2 separate regions of the Homo sapiens genome follow, and region 1 is linked to region 2. The links are chromatin contacts, found by Hi-C or POLR2A ChIA-PET in ENCODE. All regions are on one chromosome and are shown on one strand. The core of a region is the stretch at or near the end of the contact, and the rest is flanking DNA. Distances in the headings are between cores, read along the strand shown. Region 1 has its middle 53 kb from the start of VIPR2. Region 2 overlaps LOC124901795 (a long non-coding RNA gene).

The links. A loop is a pair of places that touch in the nucleus more often than their neighbours do. ChIA-PET counts read pairs that join two places held with the same protein, here RNA polymerase II (POLR2A). Pooled maps may share reads with other maps.
Region 1: a map of HCT116 shows a loop between it and region 2 (4-fold over the local background). The contact joins two enhancer-like sites. A Hi-C loop is called at or near these places in 1 of 168 maps with a recorded cell type or tissue (HCT116) and 7 of 50 pooled maps. POLR2A ChIA-PET finds 5 or more read pairs at or near these places in 2 of 52 experiments (WTC11 and activated CD4-positive, alpha-beta memory T cell).

Annotation. Positions count from the first base shown.
Region 1 is chr7:159,196,392-159,199,295 of GRCh38, reverse strand. No RefSeq gene overlaps it. Among named protein-coding and RNA genes, the nearest start is that of VIPR2, 53 kb to the right of the region's middle. RefSeq lists a silencer at 1,842-1,911 and an enhancer at 2,022-2,131. Within about 2 kb of position 1,580, at least 8 of the 41 ENCODE cell types and tissues checked have a DNase peak (open chromatin) inside an H3K27ac peak, as active enhancers do.
Region 2 is chr7:158,975,276-158,978,458 of GRCh38, reverse strand. LOC124901795 (a long non-coding RNA gene) reads right to left here. Exons shown (of 2, transcript XR_007060626.1): 2 at 1-1,791. Among named protein-coding and RNA genes, the nearest start is that of LINC00689, 31 kb to the left of the region's middle. RefSeq lists enhancers at 1,636-1,685, 1,696-1,815, 1,757-2,497. Within about 2 kb of position 1,263, at least 9 of the 41 ENCODE cell types and tissues checked have a DNase peak (open chromatin) inside an H3K27ac peak, as active enhancers do.

The DNA of each region.
Region 1 (2,904 bases), core at 331-2,830, 220 kb before region 2:
CAAAAAAATTTTTCAATTTGCCTGGCATTGTGGTGTATGCCTATAGTCCCAGTACACAGGAGGTTAAGGTGGGAAGATTACTTGAGCCAGGGAGGTCAAGGCTGCAGTGAGCCCTGATAGTGCCACTGTACTCTAGCCTGGGCAACAGAGCAAGACTCTCAAAAAAAAAAAAAAAAGAAAGAAAGATGTGATGCCTTCAGTCCCTCATCAGCAGTTATACTAACTATGCATTCTGTAAAATTATAATTAATCTTAAATTATTTCTCAAGAAGAGAAATGGATTCTGGTTTTATATATGTTTCTGTTACAGTTGACAAGCTGGTCCTGAAACACCACCAGTGGAGGTGCGGACGGCAGTGGCAGCAGCATCCACTCACCGTGTGAGTCCTGCAGGACCCAGGCGAGGCTCTGCCTGGTCACTGAGGCAGAGCTTGGACCCCGCACTTGGGGGACAGTGGGAGGCTGCTGCCTCTAACGGCTCAGTCGAGGCTTCCGTTCTCTGTCCGTGGCTCTAACCAGGCTCTGAGCAGCCTTGAGTCCTCTTCACTCCTGGAACTCACCTGGAAAGGGTTGGTGGCTCCTTCTCTCCAGCACTTCAGTGGGTTCGGGATGGCATTGGTGGGGGGAATGTCCTGTGTGTGAGATTTCTGCACACACGTGTGAGTGTGTTATGTGTGCACGTGTGTGCATGTGACATGTGCCTCATGTGAAACTGAAGAGAAACACAGTAGATGCTCTATGGCCTCCACTCTGTGGCTCCCTTGGCAGCAGTTTTTACCCACACCCACCGTTTCTTATGCAGCAGATGTGTTTTCACACAAAACTGCCCACAGACACGCACTGTGTGAATCAGACAGAAGCCGAGCCACTTGGTGCACAGGTGTGGAGAGAGGAGAGACCCACGCCTGCTGAGGCAGCCTCTGTCCACCTTCTTAAGTCCCTCACCAAGCAGGGCTTGAACCCCTCTTCCAGTTAGAAGGTGAGGAAAGAAGGGTGGGGAGCGTCCTGCTCTCAGCTATGGCCACCGTCTCCATGCTCAGCCATGCTTGGGAAGAACCCCACACACCAGCTCCCCCAGGCCCGAGGTCCTCCCGGGGGCCCATCCTGAACTTCACCAGGGACAGATTCATTAGCACTTGGGTCTAAATGACAAATAATCAGTGGTTAAAGTCTGTTGACATTTTAGGGGGATCAAAAGTGGTGAAGGAGCTGCCTTCCGGAGGCCTCCAGGCCAGCGGGCCCTCAGCTCTCTCGGTCTCGCTGGGGCCTGCCTCCTTCTCTGGCATAGAAACAGCAGGAGCTCAAAATATTTGAAAAAGGAAGGAAAAGAGGAATAAATAAAGGAAGGAAGGTAAGAAGTAGAGAAGAGAGGTAAGAAGGAGACTGGAACCTTCTGAAATCCCCCCTTGTTGCTGACATTGAGGGGCCCCTCTCCGAGCCACACACACCTTGCAGGTTTGTATTTGTGCCCAATGGACTAGACCCAGTGGCTGAGCCGGGAGGCTGAGGCTGTCTTCCTTCTGTCACACGTGATAACGTGAAAGTGCTGTGCAAATACAGGATGTAAGAACAAGAGAAATTTAGCATTCTCATTCTGCAGTGATATGACTGATAAGTGATATGACTTGCCTTAAAACACAAACTCGAGCTCAGGGCACCCAAAGCCTCTCACTCATCTATCCGTTCACGTATCCCTGGAGCTTCTCCTGCAGGCCAGTGCGAGGAGGCCGTGACCAAAACACGGCTCCTGTCTTCAGGGAGCCTGTGACTTCCCTGGGGAACGAGGTAAACAGGTCATGAAGACGCATAGTAGCTGCTGAGGGAGCTAAATAAAAGCACGTGGGAGGAGCCTCTAACTGGGGAGTTTTTCCTGGGAGGAGTCTGGTGAGCTGAGCCCTAAAGGACCAGAGGGAGGAACCTCTGACTGGGGAGCTTTTCCTGGGAGGAGTCGGGTGAGCTGAGCCCTAAAGGACCAGAGGAAGTCAGCCACGCTAAGGAGCGGGGAAGGCCTGGGGGAGGCTGTTTCTAAGCAGGGAGCAGAATGCACGAAGCCCCCAAGGCCCATGAACTCTGTGGCAAGCCCGGGTGGGCACGACTGGGCTGGCTGCAGTCTCCCTCAGTTCCACCACCCTGTCTGCAAGGAGCAAAGAAACCCCAAAGTACTTTGTTGTCTTAGTAAACACAACAGGTGACTCAGGGTATTACGTCTCTGATTATGATAATTTGTAAAAGTAATAGAAGCACGTTTGAGAAAATGTTGAAAATCAAAGGGGAAAAATATGTACCTTTAATCTTATCACTGAGCATAGTGAACATAGCAATTTAGATATATTTCCTTGTATCCTCTTCTATATACAAAAAGAGTTAATCGTAGTTTATGTACAATTTCATAATTAGATTTTTCACTAACCTTTATAATCACTGGTGTATTTCATACGCGAGGGCCAGCACCATGGCATGCAAACTGGGGCTCAGCCTCCATCTTCCCACATGCAGCGCCGTGAGGGACCCCTGGGATTTGACGTGGAGGCAGGGGTGCCCTTCAGTCTTGCAAACTCACTGAGCACGTGCCAGGCCTGAGCCAGGCGGTGGCAAGAGAGACAGGTGATGCCACAGAGGCACTGACATTCCAGCATGGTGACAGACAAATCAGGTTTTAAAAAGTGACAGAAACTAAGCAAGATGATTACAACATGCAATTTGTGTTGTAATGAAACTATCACAGGATTTTATCAAATGAGATGATAAAGGTTTTATAAATTTGAAAGCCAAATAGAAAATTAATATGATGATGATTTTTATTAGTGACATAGTTCATTTCTAAGATAATTGATAATATGTTTAGACTAAAATTGTCATAAGAAATATTTAATATTAATGGAAACTTATGTTTATTACAGAAGT
Region 2 (3,183 bases), core at 14-2,513:
GAAATTCAAATCAAAACCACAATGAGGTGCCACCTCACAGCCATTAGGGTAACAAGTATCAAAAATAGAAGACAGCAAGTGCTCGGGATGTGGAGAAACTGGAGGATGTGGGGACACCGGGACCCTTTACATTGCTTGAGGGGATGTAAAACAGGGCAGCCGCTGGGGAAGACAGTGTGGCGGCTCCTCAAAACCTTAAAAATAGAACTGCCATATGACCCAGCAATTTCACTTTTGGGTATTTCTCAAAAAGAACTGAGAGCAGGGACTTGGGCAGATGCCTGTGCACCCGTGTTTAGGGCAGCCTTATTCACACCCACTAAACATGGTCCAACCCAAGCGTCCGATAACGGATGAACGCATAAACAAAATGTGGTCTATCCATACGGTAAAGCATTATTCAGCCTTTAAAAAAGGAAGGGGATTCTGGCACCTGCCACAATGCGGATAAACCCTGAGGACATTATGCTCGGTGAAGTAAGCCAGACACAAAAGGCCCACGATGGTATGGCTGTGCTCAGAGACTGACGGTCATCAGATTCACAGAGACAGAAGGTAGAAGGGGGTGGGGGATGGGGAGCACTTGCTTAAAGGGACAGAATTTGTTGGGGAAAATGAAGGGGTTCTAGGGTGGACGATGGTGATGGCCACACATCATAGTGAATGCACTTAATGCCACACAACTGTGTACTTAAAAATAGTTAAAACCACTCATTTCACGTTAAAGAGCCTTCGGTGACAGTCTCAGGTGAGCTGATGTCATGAGCGGGAGACAGTGAGGGTGTGGACGTGTGGTTCATGGTGCAGCAGGGTCAGCCTTGGGGACCCAGAAAGCTGCACCGAATGTCGCCTCGGAAAAACGAAACAAAGTCAGGGCTCGCCCTCCCTTAAGTCTCCTCTTTCTGTTCGGACTTCACCTCCACCCTGCCTGTGTTCCTAACTTTGAAAGCTGTGGTGGGCGTGGGGAGTGGAGGAGCTGGGTGCCCCCCCGACCACCTGCCAGCCCCAGCTGGGAGCAGAGGCCTGAGGACGCGCACTGAGGGGCCAGGCGTGACCTTCTGCCTGTCATTTTTTCCTCTCTTCCTTTTTTTTTTTTTCGCTTTTCTTCAAGATTTTATCTTTTTGGAGCAGCTTTAAGTTCACATCAAATTACAAGAAAGGTACAGAGAGCTCCCACATACCTGACCCCCCAGAGCCTCTGCATTTCCAACAACGCCCAGCAGAGGGCGAATTTGCTACAGTTGATGAACCCACAGTAACGTCATTATCACCCAGAGCCACAGTTTTCATTAGGGCTCCGTCTCAGTGCTGTACGTGACGTTCTCATGGGATCTCTGGGGTGCCGATTTTTCCGGCCGGAAACCTCTGTGGCTGCAGCGCCTTTGCCAGAGCTCTTGTCCTGCGTCTAGGAAGAATGAGGTACGCAGACAAGTGAAGCGTGAAGAAGAAAAGTTGTATTTAGTGTCAGAACAGCTCAGAGGAGTGGGTGGCTCCTCTCGTAGGCAGGTCGTCTCTCGAGTGTTCAGCTTTCAGCAGAGAGGAGGCCCCAGAGAGGGAAGCTGCTCTCTGCAGGCAGGTCATTCAGATGTCTCTGCAGGTCTCTGAAGCTCTCAGCAGAGAGGGTAGCTCCTCTCTGTGGACAGGTTGTCTTGCCTTCTGCTGTTCTCAGTGGAGAGGGTACTCCTCTCTGCAGCTGGTCATCCCATCCGGTCGTCTCTCTGCCCTCTGTCCTCTTCATCCTGTGACCCTTCTCTGCCCTGCTCTGGCTGAGCCCAGAGCTTGTATGGACCTCTGAGGGGAGGAAGTGCATGCCGATTGGTCCATAAGTGGTCATGGGTGGGCCCAGAAGAGGCATCAAGAGTCCCCACTCCTGTCTGCAGCACTGGCAGCCCAGCCCCCAGCCTTCAGGCCCTCGCTGGCCTGAAGGTAGGGCCTTCCTGGGGACCTGCCCCTTCTACCCAGAAATCAATCTGCCTCCCACGGCCCTTCATGGCCCCTGGGCTTGGCCCCAGCCCCAGCTCTGAGATCGGAGCAGGCGCTAGGAGTGGAGAGAGGCCAGGCAGCAGAAGACACCCCCGAGCCTGCAGGGATGTGGTAGGGGGGGTCCTTCCTGGGGCCCCTGAGGGTGTAGGCTGCAGAAACACCCAGGTCCTGTACCCGGGAGGGCGGCCACAGCTGCACCTGGGAGCTCCCACCAACTCGGAAGGGGCAGGGCTCCTACTTGTCCCTAGCTCCTGCCCGCTTTTTGGAATAGGAGGCCCAGGTTTGCAGCCGTGGGTGCCGCAGCTGCAGCTGTACCCGGGAAGGCAGATCTTGCCTGTTCCCAGCTCCCTCAAGTGCACAGGGAGGCTCATATCCACAGCTGCAGTTTGGGCAGCTTCGTAGAGCAGGAGGCCTGGGTCTGCAGCTGTGGTTTGGGCAGGTGCAGCAGCACGGGGAGCACGGACAGCTCCCTTCCGAACTCAGAAGGGGCGGGGCACCCACTGGCTCCATGGAGTGTGAGGCCCCAGCCACGCTTCCCTGCTGCAGGCGGATGATGGCAGCAGCCACTGCTGTCAATGTAGGTTTGGCTACATGTGTAATGACACACATCCTCCATTATAGTATCATAGAGTTGTTCCACCGTCCCAAAAATATCCTGTGCTCCACCCATGCACCTCCCCTCCGTGCTCCACCCACGCACCTCCCCTCCGTGCTCCACCCACGCACCTCCCCTCCGTGCTCCACCCACGCACCTCCCCTCCGTGCTCCACCCACGCACCTCCCCTCCGTGCTCCACCCACGCACCTCCCCTCTTTGCCCCTCCTGTCTTCCTTCCCAGCTATGTAAACCCCTGACTTTAGCCGGGAAGGCGGGACGGATTTGAGTTTTGACTCCTGTCTCTCCAGCTGACACCGCCTGTAATAGAATAAAGCCTTCTTCCCCGGCAACTCTCTTTGTCTCAGAGACTGGGGGCTTTTTGTGCAGTGGGCAGCATGACCTGGACAGAACCCCTGGTGTTCGGGAACAACTTGTTGGAATTGTTGTTGGTATTGCATTAAATCTATGGATGAATTTGTGAGAAATTGACCTCTGATGATAGTGAGTCTTCCTGACCATGAATATGGAATATCTCTCCTTTCATTTAGTCCTTCTTTGACTTATTTCATCAGAGTTTTGTAGTTTTCCTCATATAGCTCTTGT